4 separate regions of the Homo sapiens genome follow, and all the other regions are linked to region 1. The links are chromatin contacts, found by Hi-C or POLR2A ChIA-PET in ENCODE. All regions are on one chromosome and are shown on one strand. Each heading gives the region's core, a stretch centred on a gene start or an enhancer-like site at or near the end of the contact. The rest is flanking DNA. Distances are from core to core; before and after follow the strand shown.

Region 1 (4,252 bases), core at 1,578-4,077:
TGGAGTGCAATGGCGTGACCTCGTCTCACTGCAACCTCTGCCTCCTCGGTCCAAGCTATTCTCCTGCCTCATCCTCCCTAGTAGCTGGAACTACAGGCCTACACCACCACGCCCAGCTAATTTTTGGTATTTTTAGTAGAGATGGGGTTTCACCATGTTGTCCAGGCTGGTCTCGAACTCCTGACCTCAGGTGATCCGCCTGCCTCGGCCTCCCAGAGTGCTGGGATTACAGGCGTTTGCCACCGCACCTGGCCTACATCTTGATTTCTTTTTTTTTTTTTTTTTTTTTTTTTTGAGATGGAGTTTCTCTCTTGTTGCCCAGGCTGGAGTGCAATGGCGCTATCTCAGCTGACCGCAACCTCTGCCTCCCGGGTTCAAGCGATTCTCCTGCCTCAGCCTCCCAAGTAGCTGGGATTATAGGCATGCGCCAGCACGCCTGGCTAATTTTGTATTTTTAGTAGAGACAGAGTTTCTCTATCTTGGTCAGCTGGTCTTGAACTCCTGATCTCAGGTGATTCGCCCGCCTTGGCCTCCTGGGATTACATGTATGAGCCACCATGCCTGACTAGATTTTTTTAAAGTTAACACTGGCTAAATGAATGATATAGTCAGCTATAAACAGATGATAGTAAATAAGTCCATGATCAATACAGACAAATAGAAACAAACACATAGTGAACACAAAAACAGAAACACAGAGAATCAGAGTTGAGGGATTGCAGATGTGTGAATGACATGAAAGTTGATGAAGGCAACATGTACATACTGGCCCAAGTACATGACAGGATGGCCCAGGTAGGTGGAGTTTTGAAAGCTCCCAGGTGATTTAATGTTAGAGCCATTGACTTGTTGACCCAGAACCAGGGCTGGGAGAGGGAACAGGGTCTGGATTTTGAACAAGCCCCCAGGTGACTTGAGGCTCACCCTGCAGAGCCATGCTGGGATAGGTGACAGAAACTGGGGTAAGTATAGAAAGATGAACAAAGCCAGATAGAAGAGGGTACAGCTTGGGAACAGAGCTCTCCACTGGGTTCAAAGGTGAAACCTAGGCCGGGCGTGGTGGCTCACACCTGTAATCCCAGCACTTTGGGAGGCGGAGGCAGGTGGATCACGAGGTCAGGAGTTCAAGACCAGCCTGACCAACATGGTGAAACCCCGTCTCTACTAAAAATACAAAAATCAGCCGGGCGTGGTGGCACATGCCTGTAATCCCAGCTACTGTGGAGGGTGAGGCAGGAGAATCGCTTAGACCCCGGGAGGCGGTGGCTGCAGTGAGCTGAGATGGTGCCACTGCATTCCAGCCTGGGTGAAAGAGCGAGACTCCATCTCAAAAAGAAAAAAAAAAAAAAAGAGGAAACCTAGAGGTAGACAGCAAGGAGAGGTGAAGACCAGTACAAAGCCTCTATCTGAGCCCCAAGGGAAGGCATTTGGGGTCAGGAGCACCTGTAGGTCATCTCCTTGCCTGGGGCTGTGAGGAGCTGGTTTCAAGGTTATCACACATCTGTGCTCCCAGGGCAGCTCATTCTCTCCACCCTGACAGTCACCCAACCTTTGATCTCCTCCTCTCACCACACAGGGGGCTCCAGGCCCCAGCTCCAGAACCCCCTCCCTTCCCGTGACCGCCACCCCAACCCTCCTCCAATTTGGGGAAGCCACAGGGCCTCCCAGGCTGACAAACAGCTGTTCCAGCGGTGGAGGGCAAGTCCCAAGCCTGACTCCGGCTCAGTCACCAAGGTCAGGGCAGAAGAGAGGAGGAGAGGTCAGAGAGGAGGAGTAACGGGAGGAAACCCAAGGGAAACAGAGTGGAAGAAATGGGAATGGGAGGGAGGGGGTGTGAATAAAGAGCGGAGATGAAGAGGCACAAACAGGGGAGAGGCAGCAGGCCTGGGTGGTGGGAGGAGAAAGCAAGAGAGGCCCATTTTAGAGATCTGTTGCACATATTGGTGACTACTCAGTCACTTAGTGACTTTGGGAGACTGAGGCAGGCAGATTGCCTGAGATCAGGAGTTCAAGACCACCCTGGGCAACATGGCAAAACCTTGTCTCTCCTAAAGTACAAAAAATTAGCGGGGCATGTTGGTGGGCGCCTGTAGTCCCAGCTACTCGGGAGGCTGAATGAAGCAGGAGAATCGCTTGAGCCCGGCAGGTGGAGGCTGCAGTGAGCCGAGATCGCGCCACTGCACTCCAGCCTGGGCGACAGAGCAAGACTCTGTCTACAAAAAAAAAAAAAAAGTATTGCATATTTCAAAATTGCTAAAAGAGTACATTTGAAATGTTCTAACCACAAAAAAAGTAGGTGAGGTGATGGATATGTCAATTAACTTGATTTCATCATTCCACAATTTCATCACCTTGTAGGCCGTAAATATATATTTATCAATTAAAACTTTTGAAAAGCATTGGTAAGATGGCAAATAATATGTAATTATGGCGTGTACCTGCAATCATCTAAGAGCACATGTGTTCCAGTTTTAATAATTTTAGTAAAAGGAAAAAAAGAGGCCGGCCCAATCCGCGGCGGCAGGCGCATGGGGGCAGCAGCGAGCACTGCCCAGCAGCGAGCCCTGCCCAGCACAACCTGCTCCCCAGACCAACCCCCGCTCTGGCCGCGCCAAGGCCTCGCCCCCACCCATGTAGCTCCGCCCCACTGCCCTCTCGCTCCGCCCCTGTCCCGCCAGTCCCGCCCCCTCCGACTCCGCCCGGCTTCCGCCAACCAGCCCGGCCCCCGCCCCTCTAGCTCCGCCCCACTGCCGTCCCGTCCCGCCCCGGCACCGCCAGCTCCGCCCCCGCCCCTCTGGCTCCGACCCGCGGCCTCCGCGCCCCGCCCTGCGCGCTCGGGCTGGCTCGGCGGCTGCGGCGGGCGGGCAGGCGGGCAGGCCGGCAGGCGGGTGCGCGGAGGGCTGGTGCCCCGCAGCAGGTGGGCGGGGTGCGGTTGGCGGCGGCGGCTGGGCCGGGGGCTGCCGGCTGCGCTCGGGCCGTGCGCGGCGGCCGTGCGGGCACGCCATGGACTTCAACATGAAGAAGCTGGCGTCGGACGCGGGCATCTTCTTCACCCGGGCGGTGCAGGTGAGGCCTGGCGTCGCGCCGTGCGCCGGGGGCCCGGATGTGCGGCGGGCGGGGAGCACCCTGCGGCAGACGCCTGGGGACGCGGGAAAGCCCTCCCGGGCTGCTGCCCTCGTCCCCGCCGCGGCACACCTCTGCCCCCCTGAGCCCTTGCTGACCGGAAGAGGGAAAGAGCCCGTGCGGCCCGAGCCGGGCCTTGGCCCTGCTGCCTGGGGCGAGGCACCGGTGCCCACCCTTTGGGCTGGTTGGGTTACCCTGCTCCCCTGGCGCCTGCCTGGCTGAGGAGGGGAGGAGGCACCGGCTGGGTGCTACCTCCCTGCCCTTGTCCAGCAGTGACTGGCGCCTGGCGGGGCATTTAGCGACCTGGGTCCCAGGCCCAGGGACTCATGCGTCCACCACAACCCCTTCTCCGAGCCTCAGTCTCCGCACCTGTGCAATGGGCGGCTGGTGCCATGAGTCCCTCATGGCCATTTCACACGTTTGGATAGTCAGGCCGGAAGCCAGGAGTTGTTTCTTTTCTGCTCCACGGGAGGTCTGTTTCCTTGGTCCCTGGGCCTGGGGGATGGAGAGAGGGCTGGGGTCTGGCTGGGAAGCTGTCCAGGCCCACGATGCTGAGATTGGAAGAAGTCCTATCCGTTTAGGGGCAGAGAGTAACAGGCAACTCAACATCATGGGAAGACCTAGGGTCAGGTGTGGGTGGGAATGTGCCCTCCTGTGACCTTGGGGGAGGGGCCTTCATCTCACTGGGCCTCAGTTTCTCAGTCTGAAAAATGGGATCAGTATTCCTGCCTCCCAGGACAGATGCGAGGATTCTGTGGGACTCTGCATATGTGTGCTCACCAAAGGCAAGCTCATTATTGGTGTCAAAGTGGTTAATATTGCACCTGTGCAGCATGTGACCTTGGACAAGTCACTTCTCTCAGAGCCCCGCCCTCCCCTTCTGTAAATCTGGTGTAACACCGTGGTTATGGGATTCAGTGGGATTCCGCAGGCCCGGGGCTGGCCCATCCCAGGGTTCTGGGAGCAGGTCCTGTAGTCTTGTCTTTGTCGTTGTCGTTGTCATCGTTGTTGTTTCTGTTGAGTACAGTTCTCTCCCCACCCCCAACCCGGGCACTCCCCTCCCCAGGAGCCCACACCCAGCCAGCAACCCATGTAGTCATGTTTACTAGAAGGTGCTGTGTCCCGCTGA
Region 2 (4,466 bases), core at 1,605-4,104, 290 kb before region 1:
ACAAGTGCACATATGAATACCCAGGCCAGTCATCACATAGTAAGGTTATATGTACTGAGAAAACTTCTCAGAGTGGGAATCAAAGTGACAAAGATGGAAAATTTGAATCAGGTCACGCAAAACCGAGTGACTCTAGAAGAATGCAGCTTCTCTGAGACTGAGCTAACTCTGGCCAACTTTTGCGTGATTCCCAGATAAGCAAGGAAAAGGTTGGGGGGGCAGACAGCAGTTCAGAGGCCTCTCTGGTTTTAGTATAAGGGCCTGAGAATGGGCGGAGGGGGGGAAGACCCAGGCTCTGAGGCTGTCTTGGGCTGGGGGTCTCTTAAGCAACTGTGTGAGGGGGGAGCCAGAAGTGGACTCTTGAGCCAGACAAATCTGATGTTTCTTCCAAGCAAGCCATGTGACCTCTCTGACCCTCAGTCTCTTCATCTGAAATGTGTCCAGCAAAGCTTTATTGACTAGCTGCTCCATGCGGGGCTGATGCTGGGTGCCAGGGACTCAGCAATGAACGGGGGAGACCAGATTGGAGCCCTCACCAAGCTCACTCCTAACGGGGAGACAGCGAATTTGGAGATGAGCAGATTCTGCCATCAGCTCTAAGGAAATAATGCAGGGATGAAATAATCCCTTTCTCGGGTGGGGCTCAGGGTGGGCATCCGAGTCAAGGCTGAGTCCAGCACGGACCCCGGGGTGAGCGCTCAGTCGGCGGAAGCTGCTTTTGAGGCTGCAGAAGTTCTATTACCATAACCTGAGTAAAACGGGGCTGCCTTGGGGGCCAGTCTCATCACGGTGTCACCCTCAAAAAAACACCAGTCTGACATCCCCAAATCATTGAAAAAAAGTTTAAATCTTCCCAAAATCTTTCAAAGAGACACCAAAGGGGAAATGGTTTGCGTACCACACACAAAAGATGTTTTCAAGCCTCTCTGCCGGGAGGTCTCATGGTAGTTGCCTCTGGAATATCTCCCTTCCCGCTCCCTCCTTTTTATCCTTATCAGAGAGGTGGGAGCGCTGGGCCTGGCCCCAGGAGACAGGGGACTGGGCTGGATCCAGCCTCTGTCCTCCCTAGCTGTGGGCTCCTGGGTGCATTGCTTAACTACTCTGTGCCTCAGTTTCCTCATCTTCAAATTATAGCTAACAATCGCACCACCTGCAAGGGGCTCTTGTGGGAATTCTAGGAAATAATCCCCATGAAGTGCATGAGAGAGGCAGGCACACAGCTAGACTGTTGACGTGTGAGCTACTAATATGATTTCTCTCTGCTTCCCTCACCCACCTTTCCTTTGCACCCCACCCCAGTTAGGAGCTCTGGGCAGTGCCTCCTATAGGTCAGTATGTGTTTTCTAGGTCCCACCGCTCAGCGGCAGCTCCACCCACTGTCCCAGACAGCACAGGGAAAAGGCCAGGGATGGACAGGCAGAACTGGGAACTTTCTTAGGAGGGGACAACAGGGCCTGGGACCATGTTTACCCCTGCCCCCTCTAAGGTTGCATCCTCTCTTACATGGGACACACAAAGGGCAGTGTCCCCCGGGCATCAGTGCTCTGAGGGCAGAGCCAAGCGAATGTCCCCTTAGGGCCTGCCGATGTGCTGGGGAAACGTGGTTCCCCACCCATGAGGCTGCTGCTTGCTCCAAGCCTGGGTGCCATGGCCAAGATGGCTCTACCTGGCTGCCAGGGTCACAGAGCAGAGGATTCAGATGTCTCACTTCCTGAGGGTCTCCAGGCCAGGCCCTGGCAACACAGCTGTGAACAGCCATGTGGTTCCTGCCCTCATGGAGCTCACAGCCCTGTGTGCAAAGCAGGCAATCAGGGCCTAAGCATGGGGTGCGAAACCCAGAGTGGGCAGAAGAGGACGGGCTGGGCACCAGAGAGGACTTCCCAGAGGAAGAGGCACTGAAGGGAAGGGCTCGGATGGGAAGAAAAGGGGTTCCAGGCAGAGGCCACAGCCTGGGCAAGGGCCTGGGAGAGAAAAGTGGTGGGTTCCAGGAGCTGCAGGCTTCCTCGCCCACCTCCCCCGACAGGTGAGGTTTATCGCTCAAGGCCACATACGCCATCTCACGTGGTCCCCGCTGCCACCTGGAGAGGTCAGAGGGCAGGAACTCTTACTCCCAATTCACACTGGGACAATTCCCAGCTGGACTAGAACCCCGATCTCCTGACTCCTGGCTCAGGTGAGAGTCAACATGCAAGGCTGGGCCCACAGCAGCCCTGGCATTTGACCAGCAGCCAGGTAGGCCCAATTTTCATCACCTGCCTTTAACAGATGAAGAAATTGAGGCTTAGGGAGAGCACAACACCCCTCAACTGCCGCAGTTTTTGTCTGTCTGGGGGCCCTAGGACAAGCCTGAGGTGCGGAAAAGCCCTCCCTGGGTGGGGCAAGAAACAGAGCTGGGAACGGGTGACTTGGGGTGAAGGAAGGAGGGGAGCGGGGATGGGTTTTGGAAATCCACACTGGGCAGGGAAAGGCGAAGGAATGTGGGTGAGACGGGGTGCGCCAGTCCCGGAGGGGCCCAGGGCCTCAGGCAGCCCCCTCCCTCCTTGCCTCCCAGGTGAGACCCTAACTTCGCGGAAGACGACACCCCTCAGCTGGGCGGGGAGGAGGGCCACCGCCTCCTGGCCACCCAATCAGAGACATTCCCAGTCTGATGGCGGAGGCCGCCAGGGCCAAGGGCTCCCAGGGCCTTCCCCGGGGAACCCCCGAGACCTGCCCCGGACTCGGAGGCCCACCGCGCATCGCCCGCCCCCAGCCTCATTAGCACCGACACCCGTCGTCCTCCCCTCGGTTTCCGATGGCTCCAGAATTTAAAGGTTAAATCCTAACCTCGTCTCAGCAGTTTCTCCCGGCTTTGCCTACCCAGCGCCAGTTGCTGGTAATTATATGCATCTCCGAGCAGCCAATCAGCTGTCAGACTGACAGATACTGATCTTTTCGTTTTATTTTTAGCTCTGTGCTTCCCCCTCTAGTTGCAAAAAAAAATTCTGTTTGTTCTGTGTGCTGCTGCCTCGCTCCCAGCCCTGCAGCCGGCTCTCATCTCCGCCAGCCAGGCGGGAGCAGGCAGCCGCCGGGGCTGGAGCCTGCGGTCCCCGCCCGAAAGCGGGGAACAGAACGTGCCCGCCGCCCCCGAGCTGCGGACCGCCCTGCCCAGAGCAACCCCCGGGGCTGCCATGGGGAAGGGAGGAGGCCGGGGCGCTGTGGGCACCTTGGATGCAAACACCCGAGGAGCTGTGCTCAGTCTTGGGGGCCACGCACGGGTGGAAGCAAGCCCGTACCTGCGGGCTGGGGGCTTGGAGAGAAAGACACACACAGAGACAGCGAGAGACAGAGAGACGTACACAGGCAGAGACAAGCTAGACTGAGGGCGGAGGGGAAAAAAGACAAGCACTTTCCCCCCTGGAAGCACTCGTCCCCCATCCCCCAGAACCGAACAGAAGGGGTCAGGAATGGCCTCAGCCCCGCCCTGGAGTGGGGCTCAGAGGGGAGTTTCCAGCCCCGGGCCCCCCAGAGCTCGGGCCGGGAACCTGGGCCTCCCCTCCCAGGTCTGCTGCCTCATCTGCCACGGAAGGGCGAGTGAAGTGCTCTTCGGGGTCATTTGTGAGTTGTTCTGCAAGGTTCTGTGGGCCTTCCTGGAGACTGGCAGGTGTAGGGGCCTGGCCGGAGGGAGGCCGCTATTCATACAGCTTCTCTGGAGGGAGAGACAGCAACTGAGGGCCAGGGAAGCTCTTAGGTCCCAGTGAGTCTCCCAGACAGTGGAGGGGTCTGATCCAGGGGGGCCGGCCCTGAAGAGTGATGGGAATGATTGTGAAGTTTCCTTCCATCCTCGCGGCTCTCTACAATTTGCAAAGTGTTCACTTTGCCCTAGTGGCCTCTCCTTCTGCCCCACAGTTAGCTCCAGAATGGAGTGAAATAGGGGTCTGGGAGGCCTGGGGAGGCTCACCTGTTTTCTGATGGGCCCTGGGGCCGGCGTCGGGGGAGTGTGGCCTAATGGTTCCGTCTTTGAGGTACAACTCACCTGGTTCAAGCCCCAGGGCTGCTGTTTACCAGCTCTGCGACCCTGAGTGAATGGCTCGAGCTCTCTTGGCCCCAGTGTCCCCATTGGGAAGGTGGGCCCCCACCCCACCCTGCACCCCCACAGGGTGGCTCAGGGCCAGAAGTCACTCCGTCTGGGTGCTCCTCCCGGCCCCGGCCTCCACGGGCCCGGCACACTTGTGAGCAGGTATTATTAGCTTCTCCGTTTTGCGGATGGGGAAACTGAGGTTCATGTGACTCGTAATTGGCAGAACTGGGACTAGAAACACCCCCCCACTTTTGGCTTCCTTTTCTCTGACACCACAGATGGCGCGCTGAGAAAAAAGAGAAGAGCGGGAGAAGGGAATTAGGAGCCCGAGAGAGATGGAGGGAGGCAGAAGCGCCGTGATCAATTACTTGGGCTATAAATTTCTGCTGTTTTGCAAAGTGAGCACACA
Region 3 (4,689 bases), core at 860-3,359, 460 kb before region 1:
TGGGACTGTGACAGTGGTGACTGTGGGAGGAGTCCGGGTCCAAGCAACAACTGGGAGAGACTTGGTGCAGGGCCCTGAGCTGAAATGGAGGAAAACGGAGCTGGGTGGGTCCCTGCCCTCAATGGGGGGTAAATGCTGAGGCTGGGGGCACGAGCCCAGAGGAGGGCACCAGGGCAGCCCAGACATGAGCTCTGTGGTCTGTGTGTGTTTACTGTGTGGCCAGAGCGTGTGAGGAGTGTGTGGAACCGTCTGTGTGATGTGGGAGTAGGGGGATAAGTGTATTGGCATATGGAGTGGGAGTGTGTATGTGTGCACGCATGCACCTTTGTGCCTGTGATCTGCGTCATGCAGTGTGTCTGTGCCTGTGTGGGATGTGGTCCCTGTGATGTGGGGCGTGTATGTCGGTGTGTGTGTGTGTTGTGGGGTAGTGCTAACCGGGACACTCTCCAGGGGAAGATCCTAGCTCGGATGGAGGTGGAGGAGTTAACCAGGAGAATGGGAGAGGGACCAGCACGTGCAAAGGCCTGGAGGCATGAAGATGGAGCCTGGAGCACTGGAGGACTTGAAAGTGGTCCAGTGAGGCTGGGAGTAGGGAGGGAGAGGCAGGGGCTGGGAGGGACAGGGCAGGCCTTCCTCCACCAGTTTGAATTCCGTTAGCTTGAGGGTGTGTACAGCCAGGAGGGGTGGAGGGGCTGAGAGGAGGCCGAGCCACCACTGACCAGGTGGAGGGGTAGGGGGTGAGCCTGGACCGGGGCAGGTGCTGGGTGGAGGTGGGGGAGTGAGAGCCAGAGCTCTCAACCAAGCCTCTGGGAGGCCGCAGGGCCTGGGATCGCAGACCCGAGCCTAATCCCTGCTCAGCCCAAGAGCTGTAGCCAGAAGGTTCTTAGTTTCCCCTCAGTAAACTGAGGTTCAGGACATTTCTGGGGCACTTGCTCTGTGTGACTGGGCAAGGGCTGGGCAGGCATTTCCAGCATGAACACGCTTTCCCAGGCCCACTGGTTGGAGGGCACCGAGGGGAGAAGGGGGACAGAGGAAAGGAGCCGGAAGCAGGATCCAGAATTTGAACCTAGGTGGTCTGACTCCAAGAGGGCCCTCTCTCTCACTTGACTTCAATAGTGACATTAGCCAACTTCAATAGTGACCCCAGGCGCGGTGGCTCACGCCTGTAATCCCAGCACTTTGGGAGGCCGAGACGGGTGGATCATGAGGTCAGGAGATGAGACCATTCTGGCTAACACGGTGAAACCCCGTCCCTACTAAAAATACAAATAATTAGCCGGGTGTGGCTGCGGGTGCCTGTAGTCCCAGCTACTCGGGAGGCTGAGGCAGGAGAATGGCGTGAACCCGGTAGGCGGAGCTTGCAGTGAGCCGAGATCGCGCCACTGCACTCCAGCCTGGGGAAAGAGCGAGACTCCGTCTCAAAAAGAAAAAAAAAAAAATTGACCCCAGTAGTGACAACAGTGACTCACCTGCCCCATGGGCTTCCAACTGCGATGGTTGTGCTCTCCTTTGACCCTGTATCCTGGGGGACTGCATACGGTAATTATATTGTTACTGCGCCTTTTTAGAGATGAGAAAACTGTGGTCAGTAGCAGAGTGGCCTGACCAGGGCTCCAACTCCCCCGTCCTACTGCAGATGATGTGGGGCAGTTTTCTTAGCACAGGCTGGAAAGCTCTCTTAGGTAACACGTGGATGACAGCGTGTGACCCGGCAGAAAAGAATTGTAATTCCGGGTGGCTGTACGACCTTGGACGGTCCTTTTGCCATCTCTGGGCCTCGATTTACCCAACTGTACAATTCGCCCCGTGAGTCTAGGAAGATTTGCTGAGCGTCTGCCAACTGGCAGATGAGGAACCGAAGTTCAGAGAGTTGAAAGCACTTGCCCCAGGTCAGGCGGCCGGCTTCGAAGCCGGATTCCGAAGGCGTGCCCTGCCCTCGGCCCCCAGCGGTGTCGTCCTGCCCCCAGGGGGCCGCGATGCGGGGCCGTTCCAGGCCCTGCCAGCCTGACGTCAAGCCCGGCCGGCGGGGCCTCGCTCTGCACAAACAGACGCCGCAGGCCAGCGTCGGGGCCGGGGGCGGCGATGACTCAGGGCCCCGAGACGGGCCGGGAAGCGGAAAGTTGTGTGCAGATGACATCAGCCGGCCGCGAGGGCGGGAGGGGGCCGGCTCCGGGAAACGGCGGCCTGGCGGGCGGCCCGGGGCAGGGCGTGGAGAGGCGGCCGCGGGGCGGGGGCGGGGACGCCGGGACGGGACGCTCGGGACCACGAAAAATGTCCCCACTCCCGCCCGCCCCGGACCCAGGCCCCGGAGCCCGGCCCCGCTTTTCGCCGGCGAGGAGCGGGCTTCACCCGCCTGCAAAGACTCCGCGCTCCCCCGCGCTCCGGAGGCAGCCGCATCCATCCTGCTGCGTCCCTGCATTTTAATTACCGCCGTATTAATATTCATGAGCCGGGACTCGAGGGGGACCGCGGGCTGTCATTTCCCTCGCCCGCCCTTCCCCCACCGCACCCCTCTTCCCGGGCTGAGTCGTGGGCTTTTTTCCTCCCGTTCTCAACCCCGCTCGCACCAACCGTTGGTGCGCAGCAGATTTGGGGGAGGGGGGTTGGTGTGAGTGTGAGCATGAGTGTGAGCGAGTGTGAGTGGGGAGGGGCCGAGTGTGAGTCTGTGCCTGTGTCTGTATGCCTGTGTGTACGTGCCTATGTGTGCCTGTGTGTCTGTCGGCAATCCCAGGGCCGTGTGTGCACATGTCTCTGATGTCTCTGTGGGGCTTGGAGAAGGGCCAAAGTCTGTCCAAGTTAGCAGGGCCTGACTGTACAAATGGGGAAACTAAGGCCTGGAGAAAGGCTGGGCCTTGTCCAAAGCCACCCCATAGGTCAGTAGCACAGGGAAGCCAGAGCCCAGGGTCTTGCGTTTGGCCGACTCTGCTCCCCGACTCTCCCGTGCTGTTGTTTGTAACAATGGCAGACAGGATGTGCTGAGCCGGCACCTCTCATATGGCCTTCCCAGCAAACCTGTGCAGCACGTGGTCCTATCCGTCCCCCGTGCACATAGGGAAACTGAGGCAACTGGTCCAGCCAGTGAGGGGTGGACTGGAGCCCAGAAGTGTCTGAATCCCAAGTCCCTGGGTTTAACGGCCCCACTGTGATGCCTCCTGGGGAATTGTGGAGTGTCCTCACTGGGGTGATCCGGGGGTACCTGGAAGTTCCTGGGTGCCCGGGCATCAGGGGGGTGTTTCCCCAGAAACACAGCCCACATTCTGTTTCCCTCCCAAGTCAGTCATCAGATGAGGCTGCCTTCCTGTGGCTCTCCCAGTCCCTCTCTGTCCTCTCCCCATCCCTGAAGCCTCCCAGGAGCTGCCCTGCACACCAGGCCTTCCTCCCTGGGCCTGAGGTCAGGCAATCACTCATTCATTCATCCAACAAATGCTTCAGTGCCAGTCACTGTGCTAGGCACTGGGGATTCTCTGCTCCCTACTCTGGTCATCTCTACCTGGCCTAGGAGCCTCCAGGCCCACAAGGGGGCTGTTCACCTCTGTGTGTGAATGCTCACTAGTGGTGGGGGACTAGGGGCACCTGTGCACAAAAGACAGCTCTCACCCAGCCTTGCCACAGAGGTCTGGGGTGCCCACATATTCAGTGGCCAGAAAGGGGCTGCGATCATCTTAGGGCTGATGGGGCGGTGGCCACACTAGGCAGCCTGAATCTTTGATTCTCTCTCCTGCAACTTGTCCTCCTCTGACTGCCAAGCCAAATAACCCCAGGGGCTGGTCAGCCTGCCTTACCCCGGGTTGAGCCAAGGCCGTCCTCCCTCTCACGTCCAGCCTAGAATAGATGGACTGTTCCCTCCTCTCTGCCCACGCAGGGCTGGGCTGGAAGTTGTGTCCCAGCCATGTCCCCTGAGCCTTTTCTCCCCTCCCTTTGGGAGCTCCGCAGGAACACAGAGAAGAGGACAGGGGTGCAGCCAGAGGACTCGGGAGAGGAAGCGATAATTTAATTGGGCTTCACGGGCTAAATAGGAGTTTGCCTAGGAGAGGCGGCCCAAGGACAGGGGACTAGCTCAGAGGGGTGCCTACCTGCAGCCCCCATTCTATAACAGGAACCAGAGCAGGCCAAAGGCAAGAGACCTGGGGAGACTGGGAGGACGGATTTTCTCCTAAAGGGCCCCAGGCAGTACAGCCTAGTGGTCCATCCGCACTCTTGGGTGGGTCCATCCTGGGTGAGAATTCCCCCTCCCTCCTCACTGTGAGGGCCTCTATTTCCTGATCTGCAAAACTGGGAAAATAACATTTTTTTTTCAGGTTTATATTCAGATCAAGAGACACTGCCTGTACAGCACCTAGCACGGTGGCTGGGGCTCTGTCATAGGGTGATGTGTCCTCACGGACGTAGGGAGGCCTCTGGAATCACTGTCCCCATTTGGCCCAGAATGGGATTTAAGGATCAGTCTGTGTCCCACAGTCTAACCCATGGAGTGGAGTTTGGTAGGGACAGACTGCTGGGAGGAGGGGGAACAGCCTGAAACTGTCATGGGTCAGGCAAGGCTCAGGCTCTAGGTAAGAGAGGGATCTCAGAGGCCGCACCGCCCTGCCTGCTGGGCTCCTTGTAGACCTGCCAGATGGCCCATCACCCAAACAGCCAGACCTGCAGTGAGAGGGGCAGCCTGGCCCGCCAGCTCTGGGCTCCCTCCTG
Region 4 (4,862 bases), core at 834-3,333, 370 kb after region 1:
GGGAGACCCCTGCCCCCATCTCTACAAAAACACAAAAATTAGCTGGGGATGGTAGTGCATGCCTGTAGTCCCAGCTGCTTAGGAGGCTGAGGTGGTTGGATGGCCTGAGCCCGGAGAGGTTGAGGCTGCAGTGAGCCATGATCATACCACTACTCCAGCCTGGTGACACAGCCAGACCCTGTCTCAAAAAAAAAAAAAAAAAAAAAAATTAGGTCAGGTGAGGTGGCTCACCTGAGGTCAGGAGTTTCAAAGCAGCATGGCCAACACGGTGAAACCCCATCTCTACTAAAAATACAAAAAATTGGCCAGGCGTGGTGGCGGTTGCCTGTAATCCCAGCTACTCGAGAGGCTGAGGCAGGAGAATCACTTGAGCCTGGGAGGTGGAGGTTGTTGTGAGCCAAGATAGTGCCACTGCACGCCAGCCTGGACGACAAAGCGAGACTCTGTCTCAAAAAAAAACAAACAGGCTGGGCGCAGTGGCCCACGCCTGTAATCCCAGCACTTTGGCAGGCTGAGGCGGGCAGATCATTTGAGATCAGGAGTTCCAGACCAGCTTGGCCAACATGGTGAAACCCTTCTCTACTAAAAATACAAAAATTAGCCCAGTGTGGTGGCATGTGCCTGTAATCCCAGCTGCTTGGGAGGCTGAGGCATGAGAATCGCTTGAACTGGGGAGGTGGAGGTTGCTGTGAGCCGAGATCACGCCACTGCACTCCACCTTGGGCGACAGAGTGAGACTCTGTCTTAAAAAAAAAAAAAAAAAGTAGCATCTATCCTTCCCAGATCATTTTTTAGAATTTTTTTATTATTTTGTTGTTATTATTATTATTATTTTGAGACAGGGTCTCACTCTCTTGTCCAGGCTAAAGCACAGCGTGGTTCAATCAGGGCTCTCTGCAGCCTCAATTTCCCTGACTCCAGGGATCCTCTCACCTTGGCCTCCGGAGCAGCTGGGACTACAGGTGTGTGCCACTATGCCTGGCCAATTAAAAAATTTTTTTTTGTAGAGAGGGAGTCTTGCTGTGTTGCCCAGGCAGGTCTCAAACTCCTGGGCTCAAGTGATCCTCTTGCCTTGGCCTTCCAAAGTGCTGGCCATCTCGTCTGGCCTATTATTATTTTTTTAGAGATAGGGTCTTGCTCTATCACTCAGGCTGTAGTGTAGTGGTGTAATCATAGCTCACTGCAGCCTCAAACTACTGGACTCAAGGGATCTTTACACTCAGCCTGCCGAGTAGGTGGGACTACAGGCACGTGCCACCATGCCCAGCTAAGTTTTAAAACATTTTTTTTGTAGAGACGGGCTCTCACTATGTTGCTCAGGCTGGTTTCGAACTCCTGGCTTCAAGCGATCCTCCTGCCTTGGCCTCTCAAAGTACCGGGATTACAGGTGTGAGCCACCGCACCTGGCCTATTTGTTTATTCTTTATTTTTATTTTTTAGTCCTCAGGTCAGAATCTCCAGTTTTTTTAATTCCGGTGGGGCGCGCGGAATGGCAGAACGACATAATATAGTATAAAAAGCAATTCTTTCCTCAGGGTGAGAACTTAATAAGAAAGAGACGTTCTGGGCTCTTTGCCTGACACACAGTAGGCACATTATTTAGTTATTTGCTTTTAATTTCGATTTAATAAGCATGTTTCTGTAGAAGACCTCATTTGGGCCTCCCAGCTTTTTAACCACATTTAGGATCTCCGTAGGAATATTTTTCATCATCATTCTATTGAGACAGAGACTGAGGATTAAAGGGAGATCACTTGGCTTCGAGGTGACAGCCTGTTCGAGTGGCGCGGTTCTCGGATCTGCTGGAAGAATCAGCTGCTCAGCCAGATCTGCGCTCCCAGGCCCAGACCTCGCGGGCCGGCCACGGCCGCAGGCTGCCGCCCTCTCTTCGCTTCTGCGCTTGGCTGCTCAGCGCCATCTTTGAACCTGGCACCAATGCCTCACTTCCGCAGTTTCCTCGCCCAGGAGTAGCGCGCCTACTCTTAGAGTGCTTTTTCTGGGGACAGGGTATGCAAAACCGGTCATGCTTCTCTCTCTGGCCGAGAAGAATCGTTACTTTTCTTTCTTCCAGGTCTTGCAGGAGGCGCTGCGACCAATTCAAACATGGCGCCGTCAGCCTCACATTCCCCGTTTTCCGCTCATGGCGGCGTAGGGGCGGAGGTCGCGCCTGAGTGCGTCCGCACGAGAGGGCGGAACCGTCTCCATGGCAACCCGCGCGCAGCCGGGGCCACTCAGCCAGGCGGGAAGCGCTGGTGTTGCGGCGCTGGCGACAGTCGGGGTTGCGAGCGGCCCGGGGCCGGGGCGGCCAGGGCCGCTGCAGGACGAGACCCTGGGTGTGGCGTCCGTGCCCTCGCAGTGGAGGGCCGTCCAGGGCATCCGCTGGGAGACGGTGAGGGCGCGGGCCCCGCGCGGAGCGACGCGGGCGGGAAGGCGGGGTCGCAGCGCGGCTGCCGGGCGGGTTCGGGCGTCCCACCGTGGCTGCCGGGCGGGTTCGGGCGTCCCACCGTGGCTGCCGGGCGGGTTCGGGCGTCCCACCGTTTGCCTTTACAGTTTATTCCACAGAAACTGACCCAGAGGATACTTTCGGCCCATTTTTTAACAACAAAAAGTGGAAAAACAAAACACCTCCAAGGATCCCACGTTTTGAAGGATTTTGTGTGAACTGTAGTTTTTAAGCATTTCAAACAACTTTTTTTGGTTTTGTTTTGTGTTTTTTTTTTTGAACAGGGTCTCGCTCTGTCGCCCAGGCTGGAGTGCAGTGGTGCGATCTCGGCTCACTGCAGCCTCAGCCCCCGGTGCTGAGCGATCCTCCCACCTGCGCATCCAGAGTATCTGGGACCTCAGGCGCGGGCCACCACGCTGGCTGTTTATTTATTTATTATCTTGTAGAGATGGGGTCTCCATGTGTTGCCCTGGCTGGTCTCCAACTCCTGGGCTTAAGCTGTCCTCCTTCCTCGGCCTCCCAAAGTGCTGGGATTACAGGTGTGAGCCACCGCGTTCAGGCTTTTTTTTTTTTTTTTTGAGACAGTCTCGCTCTGTCGCCCAGGCTGGAGTGCAGTGGCGCGAACTCGGCTCACTGCAAACTCCGCCTCCCAGGTTCACGCCATTCTCCTGCCCCAGCCTCCCCAGTAGCTGGGACTACAGGCGGCCGCCAGCACGCCTGGCTAATTTTTTTGTATTTTTTAGTAGAGACGGGGTTTCACAGTGTTAGCCAGAATGGTTTCCATCTCCTGTCCTCGTGATCCGCCCTCCTCGGCCTTCCAAAGTGCTGGGATTACAGGCGTGAGCCACCGCGCCCGGCCTTCTTTTTTTTCTTTTTTTTGAGACAGAGTCTCACTCTGTCGCCCAGGCTGGAGTGTAGTAGTGCCAGCTACTTGGTTTCGGCGCTACTTGGTTTCTTTCTCTTTTTTTTTTTTTTGGAGACGGAGTCTCGCTCTGTCGCCCGGGCTGGAGTGCAATGGCGCGATCTCTGCTCACTGCAAGCTCCGCCTCCCGGGTTTATGCCATTCTCCTGCCTCAGCCTCCCTAGTAGCTGGGACTACAGGCGCCCGCCACCACGCCCGGCTAATTTTTTTTTTTTTTTTTTTTTTTTTTAGTAGAGACGGGGTTTCACCGTGTTAGCCAGGATGGTCTCGATCTCCTGACATTGTGATCCACCCGCCTCGGCCTCCCAAAGTGCTGGGATTACAGGTGTGAGCCACCGCGCCGGCCCAGGCTAACTTTTAAATGACCAAACTGCATTGTAAATTCTAGATAAGCCAGTTTTCCAGGTGTTTAATCAAACGCACACGAAAGGAGATGCTCTGATGAGATGAGATGCTGCGTGCTCAAGGCCTCTCCCAAGGGGTCTGTGCGGACTTTCAGCTTGAGCACCTGCTGTGTGCTAGGAGCGGTTCAAGGGTTGGGGACTCATCAGAGAAGAAGACGGACATCTCTCCCTCCTCGAGCTTACATGGGGCAGTGGCAACGGCTGTAACATTAACAGTATATTTAATAAGTAAATTATGCAGTGTGTTAGAAGGTGAATAGTGCCGTGGACAAAAGAGAAAGCTGAGAGATTGGAAGGACTGGGTTGGGGATTGAGAGGGTGGTTTGCCAGGTGGGCTACAGTGAGGGTGACATTTTAGCAAAGATTTGGAGGAGTGAGCGTGGGCTAAGTGGATACCTGGGGTAGAGTCATCTAAGGAGATGAAAAGTCAAGTGCAAAGTAGGGTGCCCTGGCATTGTGCCTGTATTTCCAGCTACTTGAGCAGCTGAGGCAGGAGGATCCCTTGAGCCCAGGAGTTGGAGGCTGCAGTGAGCTATGATTGCACCACTGTGTTCCAGTTTGGGTAACAGAATGAGACCCTAACTTTACAGGGGGAAAAAAAGGTCAGTGCAAAGGCCCTAGGGCAAATCTGTCTGTTTGAGGAGGCAGGTGGGGCTGGAGAGGAGTGAGGGGTGGGGAAGAGTGGTCCCAGGTGAGGTCAGAGAGGGTAAGGAAAGGAAAGGCAGGTCAGGTGGGGGCTGTCAGAGTATTGTAAGGACTTATGTTTTTCCTCTGAAAATGAGCAGCATTGGGTGCTGCACACGTCCCAGAAGAGAATACTGAGGCTTAGCTTGCTGCATGAACCTGCAGAGAGCCCAAATCCTCCCCAAGGCCAGTGAGGTTTCCATGAAATCTTACTCTTGAGGACAGATTTCTTACCTCAGGCCTAGAAGTCTGCCCAGCTGAAGCCAGGATCTGATGTGGCTTGCACGCACTTCCCGCTTTGCTGTGCTGTATGGGAACGGTTCTCAGGGAAAGCCAGGGCACTAGGTGGTTTAGTTAACTGTCCATCCTTATCGCAGGTCAATTGATGATTCAGATGCACTGGCTTTTA

What was found. Hi-C counts contacts between places; a loop is a spot of excess contacts on that map. ChIA-PET counts read pairs that join two places held with the same protein, here RNA polymerase II (POLR2A). Pooled maps may share reads with other maps.
Region 2: a pooled map shows a loop between it and region 1 (3-fold over the local background). The contact joins the promoter of LINC02913 here to the promoter of SH3GLB2 in region 1. A Hi-C loop is called at or near these places in 1 of 50 pooled maps. POLR2A ChIA-PET finds 5 or more read pairs at or near these places in 2 of 52 experiments (T-cell and activated T-cell).
Region 3: a loop to region 1 is called in a map of PC-9, with 4 times the contacts of the local background. The contact joins the promoter of LINC00963 here to the promoter of SH3GLB2 in region 1. A Hi-C loop is called at or near these places in 2 of 168 maps with a recorded cell type or tissue (PC-9 and gastrocnemius medialis) and 10 of 50 pooled maps. POLR2A ChIA-PET finds 5 or more read pairs at or near these places in 1 of 52 experiments (HEK293).
Region 4: a pooled map shows a loop between it and region 1 (6-fold over the local background). The contact joins the promoter of DYNC2I2 here to the promoter of SH3GLB2 in region 1. A Hi-C loop is called at or near these places in 1 of 37 single-sample maps with no recorded cell type and 10 of 50 pooled maps. POLR2A ChIA-PET finds 5 or more read pairs at or near these places in 4 of 52 experiments (RWPE1, WTC11, activated naive CD4-positive, alpha-beta T cell and 1 more).

What each region holds. Positions count from the first base shown.
Region 1 is chr9:129,026,906-129,031,157 of GRCh38, reverse strand. It overlaps SH3GLB2 (SH3 domain containing GRB2 like, endophilin B2), which reads left to right and starts at 2,827. Exons shown (of 11, transcript NM_020145.4): 1 at 2,827-3,066. The coding sequence starts at 3,004. RefSeq lists enhancers at 1,111-1,850, 1,851-2,590, 3,275-3,838, 3,839-4,252 and silencers at 2,465-2,894, 2,935-3,444.
Region 2 is chr9:129,319,404-129,323,869 of GRCh38, reverse strand. LINC02913 (long intergenic non-protein coding RNA 2913) reads right to left here and starts at 2,854. Exons shown (of 2, transcript NR_149714.1): 1 at 2,824-2,854; 2 at 1,267-2,078. RefSeq lists enhancers at 1,336-1,903, 1,904-2,472, 2,795-2,844, 3,325-3,384 and a silencer at 3,045-3,164.
Region 3 is chr9:129,486,080-129,490,768 of GRCh38, reverse strand. LINC00963 (long intergenic non-protein coding RNA 963) reads right to left here and starts at 2,109. Exons shown (of 5, transcript NR_038955.1): 1 at 1,470-2,109. LOC124900275 (extensin-like) reads right to left here and starts at 820. Exons shown (of 4, transcript XM_047424330.1): 1 at 1-820. The coding sequence starts at 288. RefSeq lists enhancers at 1-291, 292-951, 2,272-2,931, 3,592-4,251 and silencers at 605-899, 1,904-2,263, 4,365-4,659.
Region 4 is chr9:128,654,068-128,658,929 of GRCh38, reverse strand. DYNC2I2 (dynein 2 intermediate chain 2) reads left to right here and starts at 2,083. Exons shown (of 9, transcript NM_052844.4): 1 at 2,083-2,389. The coding sequence starts at 2,204. RefSeq lists enhancers at 1,383-2,026, 1,844-2,053, 2,027-2,671 and a silencer at 2,234-2,563.